3 separate regions of the Homo sapiens genome follow, and regions 1 and 3 are each linked to region 2. The links are chromatin loops, found by intact Hi-C in ENCODE. Cell type or tissue: IMR-90. All regions are shown on one strand. Links, peaks and the distances in the headings refer to the core of each region. The heading gives the core; the rest is flanking DNA.

Region 1 (7,760 bases), core at 1,971-6,970, 850 kb after region 2:
GGAATGCTGGTGCCCCCTGGCCAGGGCGGTAGAAAGAGTCAGGGCTGGCAAGTCAGGAGGCAGGTGCTCATCCTGGCTTCATGGCTGCCCCTCTACACAGCCCCAGACCAATGCCCCACCCTCTCTGCACCCCAGTACCCCTTCTATAAAGGGGTAGCAAGAATCTAGCAGCCTCTGCCCTAAGACCAGCACTTCCAGCCATCTCAGGGGGCCCGGCTCAGCTCCTCCACCCCTGCACACCATGTCCAAGGGGCTGAGGCTGCCAGCCTGTCCCATTTCTTGGGAGGTGGAGTCACTCCAGAGGGCTCAGCTTGGTCCTGCAGAAGCTGCCATGGCTGAGTGCACTCCAGGCCTGCAGGAAGTAGCCTGGAACCTCCTTTCTGGGGCTTAGTCAGTGCTTTCAAAATTAGGGTCCTAAGTACTCTTGCCTTGAAAGGGTGACCAGGGTCCAGGTGCTTCTGAAGCTCCTCCCACCCCTCAGTGTTTACATTTAGAGGGGAGTTCCTGCTCAAAACAAGTCTTCAGTCAGGAGGAGGAGTTGCCTTCCTGGCCTTTCTGAGCCTTCTGTCTGCTTCTTCTTAGGTCACTAGAAGGAATTCCTCTTGTCAGATTCCACTGGAAAATGAGGGCCCCTTTGCTGGACAGAGGCCCCATCCATATGGCCGGGGAGCAGCCCCAATCCCCTGGGCCCCAGCAAAAGTTCCAAGAGATTGTGTGAGCCAGAGATTAGCCAAGGAGGTTCTCCCAAGGGAAAAGATGCCTTTCAAGGTGGCTCCTACAGTCAGAGGCTGCTAGCCTGGGCCTTCCCAAATTCTTCTCGACACACACAGACAGCCCTTCTCCTTCAGCCATATGCTCCCCATTTTTCCTGGAGCTGCCCATCCATCAGACAGGAATGCCACCTCCAGGCTGGGTGGGAGGAATTAGGCTTTATGAACTCCAGGGGGTGGAAACCAGTCCGGAGCCAGCCTCCAATGCTGAACTGGAGGGAACTGTGAATGCCTGCTCAAAAATCTGCAGTGCATCAGAAAATTATGTAAAACTACAACAAACTCCCCATAAATCTAATAACACTCAGCTCTCTGGTGTCTTGGGCTGGGGGAAGCAGAGCCGCACACAATTCCTTGGCTCGGGCGTGCGTGTGCACGGCTCTGACAGAAACACAGCCCGAGAAACAGCCCTGGAAATGCGGCTGCAGGAGAAGGCGCAGATGACGATCAGGCTTGGAACACACAGAGGGCACCAGCTAAGTGTGTGTGTCCGGGGACAGCAGAGGTGTGCTGAGAGCCAAGAAGACCTCAGATTTGATTCCAGAATCAGGCGGGTCACCCAACACTGGAGCCAAACACATTAGCTTCATCCCATTTTCACATAAATCGCGTGCCTTCGAAGACTTCACAGTTTGATTTCCTGATGTTTCCAAATTTCCCTGCCCGCCAGCGGAGTTGTCAGCGGTTTAATCACAATGTCGTGCTCCCCAGGGCTGAAGGGAGATGGGTCTGCAGCCTTCACCTCACCTGCTGTGAGATGGGGGCTCCGTGACCTTATGCCCTGGGAATCTCACCAGGCTGATTCAGAGAATCCCATCCTGGTCCTTGCAGCTGTGCCCTTTGGTCAGAAGGGGGCTTCCCTTCCACCTGCAATCTGAGGAATGCTTCCTTCAGATGAAAAAAAACACACACAGAAATAAATGAAGATAGCTGATAGGAATTCCCAGGACATTCCCAGAGATCTTTCCTGTCTTTTGGAATCCCTTCTGTAATCATGAGACTATGGGTCCTGCTGCTATGAGGAAGACCAAAATAACAGTGGCTTCAATGAAAGGGAAGCTCCTTTGGCTTTCATGTCACAGTTCAGGGTTGATGTGGCAGCCCCAGGGTCAGGGATCGGCCACCCTGGCTCCCTCCGGGTGGCTGCTCCCCATTCCTAGGGCTTTGCCTTCTTTTACATGGTCCAAAATGGCTACTCCAGCTCCTGCCATTGCAACTGCATTCCAACCAGTGGAAAGAGGAGAAAATAAGGTGGAGGGTGAGTTCCTTCCCTTTAAGCCCACAACTTGCATACATCATTTCATCTCTGGTGTCGTTGGACAGAATTTTGTCATATGGTTACTCCTAGTTGCAAGAGAGTCTGGGAAGTGTCGTTTTTTGCTTTGTAGTTCCATCCTAACGTACTTTGGGGAAAGAGGTTCTGCATGTGAATCATTCAGGGCTGAGTAGAGCTGTGCTTAGCCTGGGGTGCCCCTGTGGGCTTCAGCTTTCTGGCTTATAGTGCACAGAATTGCCCATCTCAGTCCAAGGCCTGGCAATGACTGTCTGAGGCGCCGTCTGAGGCCTGGAGTTTACAGTACGCAAGTGATCTAAAGCTTAGTATGTCTCATCCTGGAAATTCCAGGGTCTGTTCCAATGCAGCTGGTCTGAGAGAGCACCAGATTTGCACCCAGTAAACCCCCATAGTGTGAGTGAGGAGCTGAAGGGGGAGTCCTCTCCTCCCAGATTAGCCACTGAGAGATGACTTTGAGTGGAGTCGACTGCTCTGCCAGGCAGGCTCTGTGCTTCTGTCCTGCCAAGCTGGCAGGAAACTTGCTCAGTGATCTTGGGCTGCTCAGAGCCACAGTGGTTCTAAACTGCCATGCCCCAAACCTTGCACCCTTGGCTCCACTGGAACCTACAGAAAGCCAGATGGAACCGTTTCCTCGGAGAAGATCCTCTCCCTCTGAGCACCCGTGGCTTTCTTCCCTGCCCATTTCCTGGCAGCCCAGGAGGGGATGGCACGCCAGGCATTTCCCAGCAAGCTGTTGGTGAGGTTGTTCCATCCGGAGTGAGTGGCGAGGGCATGACTTCTAAGCTGTGTTCACAGCCCTTCCCGTGTGGTGATCTTGTCCCAGCTCTCCCACCTGGAGGCTCCTCTTGGAGTGCCCTGGCTGGCCAGATGGCCCTGCAGCCATGAGCAAGTCCTAGGCCTTCCTGCAGGCTTCGAAGGCCCGGAAATCAGCAGGCAGCTCCCCCAGCCGCCTCGGGGTTTAGCTCCACCCTGCCTGCCAGCCCCAGAGCTCCGCTGGCATCAGGCCAGAGTACTCAGGCCTCTGGGGCAGGTGTCCTCTGCAGCACTGGGCGGGCGGCAGGAGGGCTGGCTGTGGAATCAGCAGAGCCCCAGGGCCTACGCCCACACCACACAAGTGCTCTGTGCACCTCCATGCTTCTGCACGGGCACACGACGTATCCACAGGCACGAGTGTGTGGGGATTCAGCACCTCCACCCCCACACTTCCTCCAAAAGCAACCTCACCTCCATGGCAGGTGGTGGAGGCCATAGTAAATGTGAGGCCACAAAGGCCATGTTGAAAGTGGAGGTGGAGGCCATCCTGAATGTGGGGTGGAGGCCATAGTGAGTGCAGGTGAAGGCCCTGGTGAGTTTGGTGGGGGCCCTGGTGAATTGGGTGGAGGCCATGGTGAGTTGGGTGGAGGCCCTGGTAAGTGTGAGCGGAGGCCCCGTTGAGGTGGATGGAGGCCCTGGTGACTGCAGGTGGAGGCCATGGTGACTGTGAGGGTGGAGGCCATGGTGATTGTGAAGGTGGAGGCTATGGTGAGTTGGGTGGAGGCCCTGCCCTGGTGAGTTGGATGGAGGCCATAGTGAGTGTGGTTGGAGGCCACGGTGAGTTGGGTGGAGGCCCTGGTGAGTTGGGTGGAGGCCACGGTGAGTTGGGTGGAGGCCCTGGTAAGTTGGATGGAGGCCATAGTGAGTGTGGTTGGAGGCCCTGGTGAGTTGGGTGGAGGCCCTGGTGAGTGTGACTGGAGGCCCTGTTGAGGCGGATGGAGGCCCTGGTGACTGAGGGTGGAGGCCATGGTGACTGTGAGGGTGAGGGCCCTGGTGAGTGGTTGGAGGCCATGGTAACTGTGAAGGTGGAGGCTGTGGTGAGTTGGGTGGAGGCCCTGGTGAGTTGGGTGGAGGCTCTGGTGGGTTGGGAGGAGGTCCTGGTGAGTGTGAGCAGAGGCCCTGGTGAGGTAGAGGCCCTGGTGACTGAGGGTGGAGGCCATGGTGACTGTGAGGGTGAAAGTCATGGTGAGTTGGGTAGAGGCCATGGTGACTGTGAGGGTGGAGGCCATGGTGAGTGGGGTGGAGGCCACAGTGAGTTGGAATGGAGGCCCTAGTGAGTGTGAATGGAGGCCCTGTTGAGTTGGGTGGAGGCCCTGGCAAGTGTGGGCTTGCTTGTGCTGTCATGGCCCCCACAGTCCATCTCCCCTAACACACTGGTCCTCACCTGCAGCCTGTTGGTTTTCCAGGGGCCAGGGTGTCAGTCCTGCCAGCCTTCAGCATCTGTAAGGCAGTGCTGCCGAGACACCACACCGTTTCCAGTACCGGGCCTCGGATGGGGTGGCTGCAAACGGGCCCCTCATTGCTGAGCAGTGGCTGCAGTGGCAGAGAAATCTGCTCAGAGCGGCTGCTTAGCCAGCACCTGCTCTCCAGGGACCCAGCTCAGGCTGGGAGAGGTCGCAGAGCCCAGGATCCCCAGACCCCCAGCCTCCCTCCCTCTGTTCCGGAGGCCCTCGCTGTTGCCAGTACCCAAGCCTGGGGTTGTATGTTCAGTGCGCCTTTTGTTTTCTCATAATTTTTCAGACAAAGACCAAAGATCCAGAAGGGGGGGGGGCTGTGTTTATTTGTTTTGTTTTTTGCTTAGATTGTAATCCTGGTGATTATAGAATATCAAGAAGGAAAATCAACAAAGCCTTCCTTCCTGGGGCTCGCGGAGCCGTTCCTGGTCGACCAGCGCCACCTGGTGGCCAGTGGCAGCGGCCCCGCTCGGAGATGGGAGCCCCAGGGAAGCCTGACTCCCCGGTCCAGGCCACCTGGAGCTTGCAGGCGGGGGCCTGTCCCACCCGCGCCTCTGGACCTGGTGTCTGAGATGTGCTAGGAGGCTGTTTGGGGACCTGCTCTGTAATTCTGGAGTGGTGGGGCTTGGGGTGGGGCTGGAACTAGCAGCAGGAGACCCTAGGGAGAGGTGCCTGTGCCCACCTTTTTTCCTCTCCAGCTCAGTCGATCCTGATCCAGTATCACCTGGCTGGCTGGGGACGGCGGGCTGGGAGCTCCGAGCCTGACTAGGAACAGGTATCCCTAAGGCTCAGCCAGAGCCCATCGAGGAAGGACAGCAGCCAGCCTAAAAGTCCGGACGTAGTGGCTTACGCCTGTAATCCCAGCACTCTGGGTGGCCGAGGCAGGAGGGTTACTTGAGCCCAGGAGTTCAAGATCAGCCTGGGCAACATGGCGAGACCCTGTCTCTACAAAAAATAGAAAAATTAGCCAGATGTGGTGGTGCACACCAGTAGCCCCAGCTACTTGGGAGGCTGAGGTGGAAGGATCACTTGAACCTAGGGAGTTCAGGGCTGCAGTGAGCTGAGATGGCGCCACTGCACTCCAGCCTGGGTGACAGAGCAAGACCTTGTCTAAAGAAAAGAAGAGAGAGAAGAGAAGAGGGCTGGACATGGTGGCTGACACCTTTAATCCCAGCACTTCGGGAGGCTGAGGCAGGTAGATCACCTGAGGTCAGGAGTTTGAGACCAGCCTGACCATGTGGTGAAACCTGTTTCTACTAAAAATACAAAAATTATCTGGGCATGGTGGCAGGTGCCTGTAATCACAACTACTTGGTAGGCTGAGGCAGGAGAATCACTTGAACCCAGTAGGTGGAGGTTGCAGTGAGCCAAGATCGTGCCATTGTGCTCCAGCCTGGGCAACAGAGTGAGACTCCACCTCAAAAAAAAAAAAAAGAGAGAGAGAAGGGAAGAGAGCTGCAAAAACTTTTCCCCCATGGAGCTACAGGTGTGGGCACAGTAAGGAGTGGGGGGATCAGCCCCGGGTGGGAGAGAGAGGGGGTGTTGTTAGAGGGACTCTTTCTGGCCAGCAGTGTTCACTTAGAGGCGTGTTCCAGGGTCACTACCTCTGAGCAGAGACTTCTGGGATAGGAGCAAATGGCTGAATGTCAGGAGTGAGCTCGGGCCCCCCAGGCCACCCAGTTCTGGGGCTCAGAGGGAGCCGAGCCGGCTGCAGTCTTACCCTGGAATCCACCAAGGTCCCAGAAAGCCTGAGCAGAGACAATGGTTCCCCCTCAGAACCACCTGGGAGGGGCTGAAAGGCAGGCCCTTCCCCAGACATTCTGACTCCCTGGGTCTGGAGTGGGCTCCAGACACTGAGTTTTTTATGAAGCTAGGTTCTTGTGCTGGGGTCCCCAGGACCATACTTTTTAAGGAACCCCGGCCTATAGCAGCCTCTGGCGAGAGGCCAGCCAAGAGCAGGACCAGCACCTCTTTGGGCCACAGGCCTCCTTTCTCACATCCAGGTGCGAGGAGGGCAGGCGTTGGAGGCCACACGGAGCTTAGTGTAGCCACACTCCCAGAGGAAGCCAGTCCCCAGCATGCACTAAGTACTGGGTGTACCATTTCTGGATGTTCCAGGACTGTGTGAGGACTTTCCGTAGACTCTGGGTTAAGAAATACGACTCTAGAAGTTTCCTTGTTTTGCAGCTGAGGTGTTGGTGCCGGCACATGGTGGAGCCTTGCCAGACACTTGTTGACTTGCACTTGTGAGAAACCCTGGAGTTGCATAAGAGGAAGCACATCTGTGTCCCCACGGCAGCCCAGACAGCAGCTCGGTCCCTGAGAGCAGAGGCCCGGCTCCCTGCCTGCATCTGCGGGGCCTGGGAGTCATGGGGGAGGCAGCGATAGCGCTGGGGGTTCCTGGAGAGGATTTCCTCTGCCTTTTACCCTTCCCTTTGGGAAGGAGCTGCTGCCATGAGGAGCAGGCAGGGCAGGTTCCTGGAATCTCCAGGTGGGTCCCAGCCCTCTTCCTGGCTCCTGCCAGAATGCCTGCAGCCCCCTTCCAACCTGGCATGGAGGACAGCAGAGGGTGGGCACGGAGAGGCTGACTTGAGTGTGGGGCTTCCTTCCTACTTTGCTCCAGGATCCAGGTTTGTTTTGCAAATGTTGGTTTCTCACTCCAGCTAGTTTTATGGAGCCGATCCGGCCCCCAAGGAGGACTGGAAGAGAAATACTGCTTTTGATTTCCTGTCTCTCCTGGCGTCTTGCTGCCCAGGGCCGCTTCAAGGCCGCATAGCTGCTTCCGTGACAGGAGATCCCCCTTTTGTGGAGTGCGCCCCTGTGCTGGTGTTGGGGATACAGGACCCCACCGACGTCCTGGGCCCTGACTGCTATGCAGAGCTGATGCTGAGCCCTGCTAGGTGCCAGGGAGTGGTTCTGTCAAAGTTAGAATTCATTGCCAACATTCAAATCTCCAGATTTTCAGCCTCTCTTTAAAAATGGAAGGCTCCAGGCCAGGTAGTTGGGAGCTCAGAGGCGGCTGCTCTGTGGACCGAGCCTGGCTTCCTGCGGCGCTACCTCCCCACACACCAGGAGGCACCTGAGTCCAGGAGGCCCTAGAGCAGTCTTACCAGGAGCAAGATGGAAGCATCCAGAATCCCACTTGGTCCCCCACCCCTCTTTCCAAGTGGCCTGGAGGGGCAGATAACCCTGAGGCTCTGACGCTGCCAGGCGGCCGGCACTCCTAGCGCACTCACACTTCACCCACGGTGCAAAGAATTCCCAGCCTGGTAACAATGCCGCTTCGCACATCAGGAGAAGATTCCGAGAGCCTCAGGATGGCTCTAAAGTGCCACTTTGTATGTCACTGAGCACCTTGGAGATTTCCTGTGAGGCCAGTTACAGGGGTAAAGGACATGCCACCCCACACGCTCTGTATTTCCTGATGAT
Region 2 (7,760 bases), core at 1,402-6,401:
GTTTAGATACATGATTGGTTGGAATGCTTATTTAATATTTGAACGGCAGCATCGCACTAGGCATTCTATAGAACATAGAGTCAAATGTATTTTTTATATAAGGAAGTGGTAGAAAAATATTTTTTTCTTCGGATTAACTGGTATGGTTCATAGTAGATAGTGAGAACTGTATGAGCTGCTGTTACATTTTCACTGCCATGAAGAATTATATCCAAATTTAATACCTAATTGATGCTCATTCTTAGGCTAGGCATCTGATATAATTATCACTTTTATTATATGACTTTTAATTTATGCTTTTTAATGGTATTATTATTTTTGTAAATTGCCTCAAATTCTTTGTGGGTACAGGTTAGGTATAAATAATGATAATAATAAAAATTACTAACAATTTGAAATACCCCTTTTCTTTTTTCCTCTATTAAATTAGATTTACCATCTCCACAACGTATATAGAAACCAATTCTGCTACTATTTCACTCTTGTGAAAACTCCTGTGTGAGGTTTGTAATATGTGGTTTGGCAGTATGAGTATGTGACTGAGTGTATTTTGTGTTGACAAGTGATGTGTGTGTTTCTTTTGCATTTCCATTATACAGATCTTTTCCTAAGGTGGTGTGTATCTTCTAGAATCATGTACCCTGTCCTTTTTTTTTTTTTTTTTTTAAATGTTCTAGGTGACTTAAATCCGACCTCCCTTTCTTTTCTTCGGCCTTTCCTTTTATTTTTTGTCCTTTCCCACATAGAGAGGTTTCTTCACTGACCTGTCATTATTATAAAAAAGTGTTTGTTAGATGTACTGTATTTGTAGCCTTTTAGTAAGAAGGGGATGCCCACCATCCCTTTGTCCTGTAGCACAAGGCATTGCTTCTTGTTTCCCTAAGAATAGGTAGATGGAATGAGATTTAAGCCAGAAGGCCGCTGGTAATAGTATTTGTAACTAGATAGCATCTCTAGATAAAACACTGGGTCCTTTCTGCTCTGGGCCTCCCCATGTAGGATTTTGGAAATTTTTTTTTGCTGCATTTAGCCAGCTTCTTTCTGTCTCTTTGGCTTGATACAATAAATTTCTTTAAGCACAGCCAAGTATATTATTTCATTTGGAGCCTTCATTTACAAGGAAGTATGGGGGCCTCTCCTAATGTTCCTTTGCCTGTTATATATAGTACTGCCTTTAGTTTTTGGTGTGTTTGAGAGTGAGAGTGAGAAGCATTCTTGCTCTGCTACTTTGTCTGTGTAACTTGAATAAGAGTGTACGGTCATTCACTCTATTTTCCAGATAGTGTATAATCTTTCTTTTTATTTTTCTTGAATACCTAATCAGGTTCGAGCTAGAGGTTGATCCGACTATCATATCCTTTTATTTTGTGCCATCCCTGGATATAGTGTCCCTTAGTCCTGTGATTAAGCCATGTTCCTATTTTGTCATTAGAGAGAGGGACTTACAAACATATAGATGGTCTCCCATGATAATTGTCATGCATTTATAAGGAAAGTGTTTCTTTTCTTTTTTTTTTTTTGAGGCTGAGTCTTGCTTTGTTGCCCAGGCACGATCTCCGCTCCCTGCAACCTCCGCCTTCCAGGTTCAAGCGATTGTCCTGCTTCAGCCTCCAAAGTAGCTGGGATTACAGGCGTGCACCACCATGCCCGGCTAATTTTTTTTCGTATTTTTAGTAGAGACGGGGTTTCACCATGTTGGCCAGGTTGGTCTTGAATTCCTGGCCTCAAGTGATCCGCCCACCTAGGCCTCCCAAAGTGCTGAGATTACAGGCATGAGCCAATGTGCCTGGCCGGAAGTGTTTCCTTGTATAAATTGACAATGGAGAGCAGTTCACGTGATGGGACAAAGTAAAGGGTGAGTAAAGGGTGGTTTTGGGTTTTTTTTTTTTTTTGCCATCAGTATGCTAGCTGTATATTTCTAAGGTTGTATTGCATCCTTCTGCTTTGAACACCATTGCTTGTAGAAGGTCATGGGCCTCCTGTGTAAAGATTGGTACTGTTTCCTGAGCATTTTTTTTTTTACCTCATTACCCTGGACTTACAGAGAAATATTATGTACCCCATTGCAAAGAGAGGCCAAGGGTCAGCCACATTATTTCCCCTTTTGCTCTTTTTCTGGAGGATTGTTCATTTACTTCGAACTGATTGACATGGCATAAGATGGAATGACTAGAGATTTTTTTTTTTAAAGGTTCCTCCATATTCAACCTCAGTGTTTGGCTCTATCCTGACATGGTTGCTTGTTCTCCTGTACATGAATCCTTTTGCAGTTACTTTCTTGTTTTTGTTTTTCAAATTTAGCCAGGGCTTTCAAGTCACGTAACATATCCTTTCCTGAGACTGTGAGCCGAAGGTAACTTCAAGGAAGATATGCTTGTTTGGGGCTGTATTCATCACTCTGCTCTCTACGGTTTTGTAGTTTTCATGTGTACAAAGTGACATTTCTTGAAAGAAACGTTTGGGGCTGTGTTCTTAATAGTTTTAAACATGTTATTATGTGGAGACTAAGTGGCAAAGGTCTCACCCCAACTTCATTTCTTCATACCACTCATATATATCTTATATATATATACCCCACTCTTATATATATATATACCCCACTCTTATATATATCTTATATATATCTCCCCTACCTGCAAATCCCAAAACAATAGTCATAGCAACAGAAAAGCAAAACCTTGTGAAGCCCAGCTCTGATTGGTTCTGCTGTGCAGTTCAGTCGCTAGTTTTGGACAGGTGCATAAGCAGATAATTTTTGGATGTGTAATATTCTCAGTGGGGCTGATGTGTGACTTTTGGGACATAGAGCATTCATTCGTTCAGCAGACCATGCAGTATCTCTTCCATTTTTTTCCCCTTATCAGTTACCACAAGGTAAGATTATGTATTCAGTCACTTAAAAACACTTGCAAAGTGGATTTTTCCCCATTTATTCCTATCTAACCATTGGAATAAATGTTGACAGTAGTAAATTACCATGTCCCTATTTTTGTGTTCAACATGTCTAAGAGAATGGGGAGCTAACTTCCAGTAAGGGCAGTACAGTCAGTCATGACTCTTTCTCCATGTAGCCTGTGCATTGTGCAGTGATGATTTATACTTTCAGCTAAATTTAGTGTCTATGATAAGGGATACATCAGATGTTTAAGTTCACTTAATCTCTTTTACAGTGTGCATTCAACAAGGTGTATTTGTGTCTTATATTAGAATGAAATGCAGATACAACCAGAGGTATTCTTTCAACGTAGAGAGAGAGAGAAAGCCTTTCTTTTTACAAGTTTTGAAAAAAAGTTATTGTCTATTTTTCCTTCATGGTGCTTGATTTAGATTGCCAGGAGTCATTTCTGAAGGTATATTAATACAATCAAGAATTAATGTTCTTAAAACTTAAATTTGTTTTTTAATCCTTTTCTGAAAAGTCATTTCTGAGGATATATGTGCCCTGTTGGTTTTCTGGGCACTTGGATATCAAATCATTTGGGAGTGATAATAAGAAATTGGTACAAAGTGTGAAATTATCAGATAGAAAGAAAAAAGATGTTATAGTGGAAAAAATTACTCATTTATGATTAAAAATAATCTCAAAGTGATGACTGGAAGTATAAATTCAGATATTTGAAGAAGAAATGGAATGTTGATAGGGTTATTGTATTGAATCAACACATGCACACGTATAAAGAATGCTCCCCAAAATGGGGACGCTTAGAGGACAAATAAGTTGATTGGATTGGTTTTAAGAAAAATATTGTTTGTCTTTTTAAAAAGTAATTGAAATAACCCTTCTTAGTGAAGAAAATGAAAACTTTGATGGAAGTTCAGCAGAATGGAATATTTAAAAAGATTCAAGAGAAGGATTTTTTTATTGCGAATCCACAAGGGGGTAGTGATGTTCTTTCAAAGATATTTGTGGTGGCAACAATGTGAGATGATCTCTTCACATTTTAGATTTACAGATAAAACTGGCATGTTTGCATTTTAACTTAATAAGATCTTCTTTTTAAAATGTTTATTGGCAAAATTGTTTATTGCTTAAATTAAAAAAAATCCATTTTGGGTGAATGGCTACTTTAAGCCATATGAATGGTAAAGAAGAGAGAATGTCCTTACAGTTTTGTGCTTTGGAGAGGTCACCAAGGATGTGAGGGTCACTGTTATTTTCTAAGAATGTAATAATCTTAAATTCCCTGGGAAACATTAGACATCTAGGAATCAGTTACTTAAGTGTCCTGAATAAAAGGATTTTAGTAAATTGTGTCTAAACTTTACAGAAGTTTGTATTACTAGTTGTATTTTCAGTGCTGCCGAGAGATGAAAAATATGAACAATCCATGCCACTAGCCACTTTTAATAGTTCTAAGTAAATCAAATTTTTATAATCTTTTTTATTAGTTTATATTACATCATTAGATAAAGGCTTTTTTTTTGTTTTTTTTGTTTTTTTGTTTTTTTGTTTTTTCTTCCCTCACATAAAAATTCAGGAGCTTTCTTCTGGTCACTGAGTTCCACCCCATATTATTCAGAATTACTTAAAATCAGGTGTGGTAGGCCTGTGCTGGGTCATTTTCAGTGGAGGACTGCCTAGCTGTATTATGCACTCATTTTTGAAAGTTATGCCGTGTGGTGGGAGAAAGATTTAAAGTTGGGGGGCGGCTGTGTCCTACTTATTTAGAGACACAACTAGTCATCACCTGTAACAAATGTGACTTCTTTTAAAACTTATTTTATCTTACTTTTTTTTAGAGACAGGGTCTCGCTCTGTTGCCCAGACTAGAGTGCAGTAGTGCAATCCATAGCTCACTGAAGCCTTGGCCTCCTGTGCTGAAATGATCCTCCTGCCTCAGCCCCCTGAGTGACTGGGACTACAGGTGTGTGTCACCATGGCTGCTTAGGTTTTTTTTTTCTCTTTTTCGTAGAGGTGGGGTCTTGCTGTATTGCCCAGGCTGGTCTTGAACTCCTGGTCTCAAGCAGTCCGTCTGCCTCAGCCTCCCGAAGTGCTGGGATTTACAAGTGTGAGCTACCATGCCCTGCCTAAAAAATATTATTTCTAACAATAACACAAAATAATTATGTGGTTTAGAAGTTATGATAGTTTGTGCCATATACATTGTATATTTTTCATTTTTGGTTTGTGGAAAAGGTTGTTAATTGAGCTTTTCTCTTTTTTTCTCCATTCCCTCATTCTGAGCAAGGAATGACTTTTTCTTTTATTTCCTTTACGAAATGACTTTGGTGTTTTAACATTCCAGAAGATACACTGTTTTTTATATGCTACTCTAAACTCTGCTGGGAACTGAACTATGACGTCAGCATTTTCATTCATGAATCTGATTCTTCTAAATTTTTTTCCTGTTTTGTATTCCTGAGCTGACTTCTGGCACATGCACAAATCAGTTTACCATTAGTCAGCCCATAAATCACTGATAAAAGGTAAAACAAAAGATAAGATACTGGAGTTATTTTGATAGTGCTATAGTTCTCATGCTGATTTGCATCAGTACAGTTTGGATAAGGTTTCTGGCTAAACAGATTGAAACCTAAAAAGTCAATTTAATTATCTCATGATTTTGTGACTTGAACTGTGTTGTGAACATATTGACACAATATTTTTGTTCTTACAGGAAGTTGAGAGTGCTATGCTATGGCTCCTTTGTTATAAAATAGCATTTCTTTTTTTTTTTTTTTTTTTTTTTTTTGGAGACGGTCTCACTGTGTCACTCAGTCTGGAGTGCAGTGGCATGATCTCTCTCGGCTTACTGCAGCCTCGACTTCTTGGGCTCAGGTGATCCCTCAGCCTCACAAGTAGCTGGGACTACAGGCACGCGCCACCATGCCTGGCTAATTTTTGTATTTTTTGCGGAGATGGAGTTTCGCCGTGTTGCCCAGGCTGGTCTCCAACTTGTGAATGCAAGTGATCCACCCACTTTGGCCTCCCAGAGTGCTGGGATTACAGGCGTGAGCCACTGAGCTGGCCTAAAGTAGCATTTCTTGTATAATTTGACTAAGTTGGAAGATTATATAATGCTTTATTTCAGAGAGGTTAGGCCTAGAGATTAAATGATGTTTTATTCAAATTACCTTTGTAATGGATTTAGATTTTTTTTTGGAGCATTTTCTTGCCTTTGACATATTTTAAATAACTTCATTGTTTGATACTTTTATTTTAAGATATTATTATTGTGGTGGAACTAGCCTAGTATTCCTTGTATTGGACTTAGGGTGCATCTACCCTGGATTGTGCACTCGTGTAGCTGTTGACTCCGGTTTCTCCTCTAGGGAGGTCACTGCTTGCAGTTCAGTACTACGTTAGAACAGTTCTTGAAGAAATCTTATTTGGAGTTTTCTTCTGCAGGCCAAATTTCAGGCTAAGCCTCCGGCCCATAGTATCTTTCAAGCCTGCTGTAGCTGATGAATGGTGAGCCGTAAAAAAGTTTATTTTCTCTACTTTCGTGGGGGATTTGCTGACTTTCTGGATACTCAATTGCCAAGAAACATTTAGAAATAAAACGTGTTATATTTAGGAATCATCATTTTAGCTAAATAATAATGCATGATTAGAATTGATGATTCAAGCTGCAACCACTTTGATTGATACCCAGTCTTACTCTTGAGATCACTTTTTTTTCTGAGACAGTCTTGCTTTGTCACCCAGACTGGAGTGTAGTGGCGTGATCTTGTGTCACTGCAGCCTCCACTTCTCGGGCCTAAGCAGTCCTCCTGCCTCAGTCCCCCAAGTGACTGAGGCTATAGGTGCGTGCCACCATGCCAGGCTAATTTTTGTAGAGACGGGGTTTTGCCCTGTTGTCCAGGCTGGTCTCATACTACAGGGCTCAAGTGATCCTCCTGCATCGGCCTCCCAAAGTGCTGGGATGACAAGCATGAACCACCACGTTCGGCTGAGATGACTTTTTATTTTTTATTTACTGGGTTTTTTTTTTTTTGAGATGGAATCTAGCTCTGTCACCCAGGCTGGAGTGCAGTGGCATGATCTTGGCTCACCGCAACCTCTGCCTCCTGTGTTCAAGCAATTCTCCCACCTCAGCCTCCTGAGTAGCTGGGATTACATGCATGCACCACCACGCCTAGCTAATTTTTGTTTTTTTTAGCAGAGACGGGGTTTTACCATGTTGGCCAGGCTGGTCTCAAACTCCCGACCTCAGCTGATCTGCCTGCCTCTGCCTCCCAAAGTGCTGGGATTACAGACGTGAGCCACCGCGCCTGTCTTGAGATGACTTTTTAAATGCCATAACAACTCACAGATCCTGTGTCCTCCCATTCTTAAATGAAACTAGAGCTTTGTGTTCCTTTAGGTTAAACTAAATTATCTAATAGGTAACAGAAGAGTGGTCTGTTAGCTGGCTTTCTCCTTTCAGTAGATTTGCTAAGAGAAAGGAAATAAAAGCAAGTAGACTGTGAATAAACATTGAAGATGACTTAAATGACATTGTTTTCCCTAATAATGAAATAATTTATATATTATTTAAATATAATTTCTATAAAAGAATCTATTTGCAAGTGATAATGAAGAAAGGAATTTTTTTTTTTTTTTTTGAGACAAAGTCTTGCTCTTGTCCCCCAGGCTGCAGTGCGATGGCGCGATCTTGGTTCATTGCAACCTCCGCCGCCTTGGTTCAAGCGATTCTCCTGCCTCGCCCCCCAAGTAGCTAGGATTACAGGTGCTGAACACCACGCTGGGCTAATTTTTGTATTTTTAGTTGAGACACCATGTTGGCCAGGCTGGTCTTGAACTCCTGACCTCAGGT
Region 3 (7,760 bases), core at 1,402-6,401, 680 kb after region 2:
GTGGCCTCCTCCTGGTGGTGGGGACCTCTCCACCCGGATGAGCTGGGCTCTTCCCTGGCAGGCCATCTCTAGGAAGCACAAGCTAGCTTAACAGGATATCATTTCTTTCTTTCTTTTTCTTTCTTCTTTTTTAAAAATCTTTCTTAAAATGGAGAATATTATAGCTTCATAAAAAATACCTGAGCTTTTTGCTCAGCAACCATTTTTATGTTTCATCAGGGTGAAATAGAAATGGCTTGGAAATAAAGCCTGACGGCACTGGCTCTGTACCTGGGCCTTCTACTGCCATCTATCGCTGGGGCAGGGCTCCACGGCTCCCACCAAATGAGGCTTGGCGGGGGGGATTAGAGCAACAGGAGGCCTTGCTGTCAGGCTGACACTCTGCCCCAAAGAGGACATTTGGACCCATGTGCTTCAAGGAAAGGAAGCAAGTCGCTCCCTGAGGGGTCCTGGCCTCCACATCTGGGCTCAGCAGGGAGGGGAAGGTGTCCCAGGCCTGCCAGACCCTCTGCGCACCATCCCGCAGCCCAGCCCTGGTATCTTTGGTGTTATAAGCACCCTGTGTTACCTTCAGCCACCAAGAGTGGGGACGTGGCTGATGCCGAGGTGCCCCTATACACGCTCACCACCGTGCATGGCTCAGGAGACCACAGCCCTGGCCGTGCGTGACGGCCACTGAGCGCTTGATCAGAAACTTCAAGGCCTGGCTTTTGGTTCTCACAGCTACCCTGGGAAGGAAACAGGGCAGGGGTGAGTTCGTCCCAGTGTTTCATAGAAGAAGAAACTGAGGGTCAGGAAGAGAATAAGGGGCTCCAAAAGACATAGGGTAGGCAGGGCCCTGGTCCAGGCCCTTTAAACAGACGTGGTCCCTGTCCTGGGGGAGCCCACAGGCCACAGCGGCCAGGCCCAAGGTGCACACATGTGCAGTGAGCAGAGATGAGAAGGAAGAGCAGCTTCCAGAGCCTGGATGTGCTGGCCTCACAGGGACCAGTCCTGATGCCAAGAAGGGCAAGAGAAAGGTTGACCGACCCTGACATAAACCCCAAGTTTCCCCTGCCCTGGCCCTTGGCGTCCCTGTGAGGCTGGGGTCTGATGGGACCTTTCTTCCACACCTTTGGCCGCCACAGCTGAGCTGACCATGGGCACACTCCAGAGCACTTGGACCTCGGCAGGGGACACTGAGCCAGCCCGCTGTACTCCAAGGGGTAGCTGGAACTTGGCAGCAGAGACAGGAGTGGCCAGGCCCTGACATTTGGGCCCTTGGATCCTTGCATGGACAGCAGATGGAGGACCCTGTGGTGTCAAAGCCATTTCTGACCCTAGCCTAGTTGGTGGTCCCTAAAGCTGGTCAAGACGGTGGATCCAGAGAAGGAGACACAGAATGGGCGGGGCGGTCAGGGGAGGCTTCCTGGAGGAGGTGAGCCCAAAGTTGAAGGATGGAAGAAATGGGGAGGGGGTGTTTCCATGCCCTCTGACATGGGGCAAGCATGGGTCACAGTGCTAAGTGCTCAGTGAGACTAACAAGGCCACTTGAGGGGTCCCAGTTCCCATGAGCCAGTTCCACACACCTCACCCGGCACAGGGCTGTCTGGGAAGAGGCCCTCAGGACAGGTGTCCCAGCACCGGTGCCAGCCAGGTGATCTGGAGGGGAGCATGGGGAAGGGCCTGGAATCCTCCTGACTCTCTGCTGGGCTCAGAAGAGAGCAGGACAGGAAGAGCCTCACCAGACCAGTGCATGCAGCTTCAACATGGCCATGCAAGCTCCCCACAGCTGACAGTGACAGCAGTGGCCATCCTCATCCTCATCCTGTCACCAGTAGCAATAACAACAGTCATCGAAGGCTGCGGGCAAGCACTCAGCCTGCCTGTGAGGCCAGCATTTAGTCACTGTCACCATGTGGAAAGGAGGCTGGGTCTGTGCTTCAGGTCAGGCCTCCGCAGCCCCCGCCATGCAGAGGGAAGGCTGGCTGAAGACCCAGACACTGGCTCGCTTCACAGACCTTGCAGGAAAGACAAGACCCCAGCAGACGCTTGCGCCATTAGATAATTAGGAGAAGGGCAAGGGGGTGTGAGGGAGGCCAGGGCTCCAGCGGTGCCCCAGGTAGGAGGAAACCCTGGCAGGAGTGACCATGGTGACACTGAGAAACTCACTCAGTCCAGAAGCTGCGGGCCAGGGATAGAAACCCAGCCCTGGTCTTAGAAGCCGCCTCGAAAGCTTCATCTGGACTAGTAAACGGCAAAGCCCTCCTGCAGCTGGGGAGGGGCGGGTTTTGGAAAAGAGAGTTGAGGATGAAAGGTTGTGTCAGCCAGAGGGTTCCTAAGCTGCCTCCTGGGTCTGGCTTCATTCTAGCTGGCAGCTTCCACATCTTTCTCCATTTAATGTCCCTTGAATAACGTGACGAGGAGATAAGGTAGACACTGGGAATTTACGGTGCTGTGCAAAAAATTGCTCAATTCCATTAAGATTTCAGGACCCTTGCCAAGGCTGCACGGCAGAGCGGACAGTATTTCCCGCTCAGACATCTTTGCCTGATTGCAGTTTACGATGCCAAGGCCACTGCTGTACCCACCTAAAGCCTCCAGAAAATATGGCAGAGCTCCCAAAACGGCCATTATCCTCTCTGAGAAAAGTCACTGGGCATTTTCTAGAAGATTCCCTCTTCCCGATTCCTTCCTTCACCCCTCCCCGCCTCTGGGGACTGGGCGACAGGAGGACATCCAGTCGGCTTTCTCAGAGGGTCCCCTTGCAGGCCCCATTGCTCACCCTTCACCTTGCAGACTGCGGCGGCCAACGTCTGCTATGTGGCCAGAGCCCTCTGGGGAGGGGCACCCTCTGCTCCCGCCGTGTGGACGAGTGGGTACTGAGTACAGGGGAGACCTCGGGGCATCAGGAAAGTCTTCCTCCTGGCCACCTATGTGGGACCACCAGAGCCAAAGGTTTTGAATTCATCACCACCCTTATGAGCCAAGTGACTCTGGCCAACTGAATCAACTTCTTTGAACCTTATTTCCTTTTTGGTAAAATAAAATAAAATACCTCCCTCCTGAGCTGAATGGGAAGATGAATTGAGCTAAGACACACAGAGGTCTTTTGGACTCGGCAGCCCCCTGGGAAGTGGTGGCTGTTTTCACCCCACCAGGACCCTTTCCAGCAGCTTTTACTCTAGGGGATTGGACGGGTGGAATAGCAGTGGTCGGGGAAGGGGGTCCCCTGAGAAGGTCCTATCCAACCCAGTTTGCAAATGGCAAAATGCTAGGCTTGTGAGATGCAACTGTGATTAGGAACAAAACTCACTTGTTCCGCAGCCTCAGGCGGGAATCTGGTGTCTGGCTGAGTGAGATGGAAGCTCTGCCTTCTGGCACTTGTCTCCTGTGTGCCACCCTCCCCGAGCCTCTCTGCTCCACACCATCCCCTGTGACTGCCACCAGGACCTCTCCTGGCCTGGCCTGCCGACGCTCCTCTGTCCCTCAGCCCTTAGGGACTGGGCTGCCCAGGCTTGACTGGGAGAGAGGAAGGATGAAGCTTCCGGAGCCGCAGTTCCTTAGAGATGGAAATTATTAATTAGTCTTATTATCCAGAACTTGTCAGTCTCTTAATCCTTCCGTCGGCAGAGGGGTTTATGCCTCCACAGCGTGTGCTGTCAGCTTGGCTAAACAATCGCTTTTCATATACAGCCAGAACAATGGGCAATACAGTTTGGTTACTATCTTTATCAAGCCAAACAATTCCTGCCCCCTCTAAGAACATCCTTCAAAGATGTGGAGAATGCAGAAGCTGCTTAATTTCCCTTCTAGATGGCTTATAATATGGGGCTTTTGTTTAATTATCCTTTTCATGTAATCTTCAGCTGACATTGTGTCCTTAATATTCTAATCTCCTTTGGAGCAAAGGGGAGACTGTAGTTTCCAAAGCAAAAGACAAAACTTTGCCTCAAGGAAACACTTTCTCTTTTGCCTCTGACGTGATTCAAAGGGCAAAGAGTGAAATCCAGACGTAGTGGGACAGAATGCAGTGGAAGACGTGGGCGGTGGGTGACCCACTCTGCGTGTGGACGTCAGCAGCTTGCTGGGCCTCCAGCTGCACCCAGCTGGTGATGTTGGTCTGTGTGGGCGTGTCAGAGACTCTAGCTCAACAAGGAAGTCCCATGACATGGTGTCATCACTGCTTTTAGCACCATTAATATTTCAGTGGCTCTCGGGATGCAGGTTGTATATTCCCACGGGAGACACACCACCTGCTTCGGACTCCTGGCAAATGGTTTTGCCTAGACAGGTGAAGACAGGTGCGCCCAGGTACCCACAGGTGCACACAGCTGTACACAGGCGTCACTGCGCCACAAGCCTCCCCTCTCAGTTCTCCTGCCTTCATGCTGGAGTAAGGATCTGGGGTGGGGGTGGTACCTGAAGGAGGCTTCTTGCCATCCCCATCACCACCCCAAAATGGGCAGGACGTCCTGGGGGATTTTATGCTCTTTTTCCAGACATGCCAGGGTCCCTGTAGGTGATGGGGAATATTAACAGAGCTGTCCTCTCACTCCACCTGGCTGCTGGGAGAAGGCAGCCATGAGCCCAGGGTGTGTCTTCCCCAGGCCTCATTGGGCTGTCATGTGAGATGCGCTGGTGCTGGCGAGCCTCCTGCCCAGCCCAGCTCAGCCTAGCTCAGCTCAGCAGCATCCCAAGCCTGAAGCCTCTGGAACCTAGGCCACCTCCCAGCATGCAGAGCCATCCTGCCTCATGTCTTTCTTTGCTGTTCCTGCAATTCTGCCTCTCTACCTAGTCCCTTATCTGCTTCTGCCAGAGCAGCCCCACTGGCTGGCAGCCACCGAACCCACATAGCCAAGTGCTCCTGTGGGTTCAGCTTCCCTTCAGCTCAGTGTTCTGCACCCCTAGAAGATATATGTGTGTGTGCATGTGTGTGAATGTGTATATGTGTGTATGAGTGTATGTCAGTGTGTGAGTACACAAGTGTGTATATATGTGAATGTATGTGCATGTGTGTGAATGCTTGTGTATGACTCTGAGTGCATGTGTATGTCCATGTGTGAGTCCGTATGAGTGTGTTTGTGTGAGTGCATGTGTCCGTGTGTGTGCCTGTGTGTGAGAGCGTGTGTGTGTGTGTGAGTATGTGTGTGTGAGCGCCTGTGTCCGTGTGGGTGCATGTGTGTGTGCTTGTGTCTCAGTGCATGTGTGTGCATGTGTGTGAGTGCATGTGTGTACGTGTGTGTGAGTGCATGTGTCCGTGTGTGTGCATGTGTGTATGTGTGTGAGTGCATCTGTGTATGAGTGCGTGTGTGTATGAGTGCATTTGTAAGTGTGTGTGTGTATGAGTGCATGTATATGTGCATGTGTGTGTTTGTGCATGTGTGTGAGTGCCTGCATGTGCGTATATGAGAGTGTGTGTGTGTGTGTGTGTGAGAGAGAGAGACAGAGAGAGATATCCTCGCCCCTAGTTCCCCTCTCCTCCTCTTCTCCCCCTGCTCCTTCCAGCTTTCCTTCTCCTCCAGGCCCCGATGAGGCTCTTGGAGAGGTCACTAATGACCTCTGCCTTGCTATACCAGAAGGTCACTGTGCCATCGTCATGTTTCCTGGCCTCCCAGCAGCACCTCTTCAGGCGGCCATTCCCTCCTTATGAACGCTCCCTGCTGCCGAGACTTCCCGGCTATCTCCCTCCTTTCTGTTCTTGGCAATCCCTCTTGCTCAACCCCCCGATGCTGGACTATCCCTGAGCTGCTGAGGCCTTCTCTTCTCTGTCTACACTTTCTCCTGGGATCATCTCATCCAGCCCCACGGCCCCAGTGCCAACTGTATGCTAGTGACTCCCACGTTCATATCTATGTCCTGCCTCACTGCTCTGCACCAGATTTTTACCCGACTCAACATCCTCTCTTAATGCAGAATCTGCATCTCCAACTTCTCACGGCTAGAGCAGGACTCATGATGATTTCCTCCCTGAACTGCTCTTCCTCCTGCCTTAGAGCATCGATGGCTCGCCGTCATGCAGAGGCTCAAGCCAACCCTCCATTATGCCCCTCTTTCCCTCACTGCCTCTTTCCTGCTCAGAAATATGTCCTGAACCCACCTCCTTCTCTCCCTCTCTTCTGCTTCCCAACCCTAAGCCACGGCTCCCTCCTACCCAGAGCTGGAGTCCCTCCTTCTTAGCCTGTGCTGCACTCTCCACAAAGCGGTGGGGGCAGCCACTTAAATCCCAAATCAGATCACATCACCCTTATGCTTCAGGCAGTTCAAGAAGTCTCCACGGCACTTAATGTCCAAAACCTTACCGTGACCTCTGAAGACCTGTACCCTTGACCTTGGTCTTCCTCTCCCTGCTCACTCTCCAGCCATACTGGCTTCTTTCTCTCCTCAAAGAGTCAGGTCCTTTCGTGCCTCAGGGCCTTTGCACATGCTCCTCCCTCTGACTGGAGGCTGCCCTGGACCTTCCATGGTTCACACTAAGATTCAGGTCTCCTTTCAACTTTCAACTCCACATCAAAGCCCTCTTGACACTCCATCTACTGTTCCCTCACTCTCTGGCAAGCCCTTCTGTTCCTCCCTCCCCAGCATTTTATGATGAAATGTTTATGATATACAGAAAAGTTGAGAGAATTGTACACACACCCGTACAGCTGCCACCCAGATTCTGCCGTTAACATTTGACCATATCATTTGATCACTTACGTGTTCCACCTATCCAGCAATTTTTCGAGGATTTCAAAGTAAGCAACAGCCACAGCACACCTCCCCCAAGTCTTTCAAGGTGCATAGCATTAACCAAAGTTCAATATTTGCATACAGTTCTTTTTTTTTTTTGCTTTTGAAGTAAAGTTTATACACTGTGAAACAATTGAATGCATACATGTTAAGTGCACTAGTTGATGAGTTTTGATCGATGCGTGCGTCAGTCATACCCTAAGCCCACATCAAGATTTGGAACATCGCCATCACCCCAGAAAGTACCCATGTGTCCCTTTGCAGTCAATACCCACTTCACCCCCAGAGGCCACCACTGTTCTGATTTCTCCACTATAGGTTCATTTTTTCTGTTCTAGAACTTCGTAGAACTGGAATCCTGCAGTATATGCACTCAGGTATATACTTGGCTTCTTTCACTCCACATCGTATTTTGCCATTCATCATGTTGCTACTGCCTACTGTGTTATTTATGCCTTGTCTATCCCCCCAAGCCCAGCCCCATCCTTCAAGCATAAGCTCCACAGGGTCAGGGGCATGATCTGTTTTGTTCACTGCTACATTTGGAGTGCCTGGAGCCATGCCTAGCACATAAGTACTTGTTTATTGGATAGGTGTGAATGGTGTCCATCCATCCAGCACCGGGCTTCCTGAGGGCAGGGCCAGGTCACTACTTCCTGGGGTTTCTCCTAGGCTCTCCCACAGCTGCCCCTAGGTCCAGCTGTGCCCCACGAGCACAAGCGTCAGCACTCGGTAAAGACACCAGAATGGATGCGCTCTCCACGCAGTGTGTCCCCACCTCCCTCCATCCTCCTGAAGAGGGAGAAGACATGCTCTTTAGAGATACAGTTTAAACTGGCCTTAGCTTGGGCAGAACTAAAGCATCAGAGAGCCTTTGGAATGCCCAGAAAGGGTGACCCTGGTGACACCAGGCATGAGAATTCTCTGTGAGCTTAGCTTGGAGGATTGAGAAGGAAATTCGGGGCAGAAACGTTTGTTGATCCTGAATTGCTAAAAGGTTTCTTAGTTTGGAGACCAAGTTCTCAGAAAAACACTGTCGGTTCCAAAGA

What was found. Hi-C counts contacts between places; a loop is a spot of excess contacts. Peaks named below come from ENCODE experiments on the same cell type or tissue, not always from the same donor. Only the 100,000 strongest peaks of a DNase experiment are listed, where the experiment ranks them.
Region 1: it touches region 2 in a loop (12-fold over the local background); 26 of 110 quality-filtered maps call a loop at or near these places.
Region 3: a loop joins it to region 2, with 4 times the contacts of the local background. A loop is called at or near these places in 2 of 110 quality-filtered maps.

The regions. Positions count from the first base shown.
Region 1 is chr1:7,642,641-7,650,400 of GRCh38, forward strand. All of the region lies in intron 7 of CAMTA1 (calmodulin binding transcription activator 1), which reads left to right. Among named protein-coding and RNA genes, the nearest start is that of VAMP3, 120 kb to the right of the region's middle. RefSeq lists enhancers at 1-385, 1,171-1,671. In IMR-90, for the core only: a CTCF peak has its summit at 4,782 (motif pointing left); a DNase peak (open chromatin) is centred at 2,391; H3K27me3 peaks cover 236 bases.
Region 2 is chr1:6,790,466-6,798,225 of GRCh38, forward strand. The region is part of intron 1 of CAMTA1 (calmodulin binding transcription activator 1); the gene reads left to right. Among named protein-coding and RNA genes, the nearest start is that of CAMTA1, 8.9 kb to the left of the region's middle. In IMR-90, for the core only: a CTCF peak has its summit at 3,888 (motif pointing right); DNase peaks (open chromatin) are centred at 3,886 and 5,346; H3K27ac peaks cover 1,369 bases.
Region 3 is chr1:7,475,004-7,482,763 of GRCh38, forward strand. All of the region lies in intron 6 of CAMTA1 (calmodulin binding transcription activator 1), which reads left to right. Among named protein-coding and RNA genes, the nearest start is that of CAMTA1-AS1, 37 kb to the left of the region's middle. In IMR-90, for the core only: no CTCF peak of the experiment used is centred there; a DNase peak (open chromatin) is centred at 4,058; H3K27ac peaks cover 1,862 bases.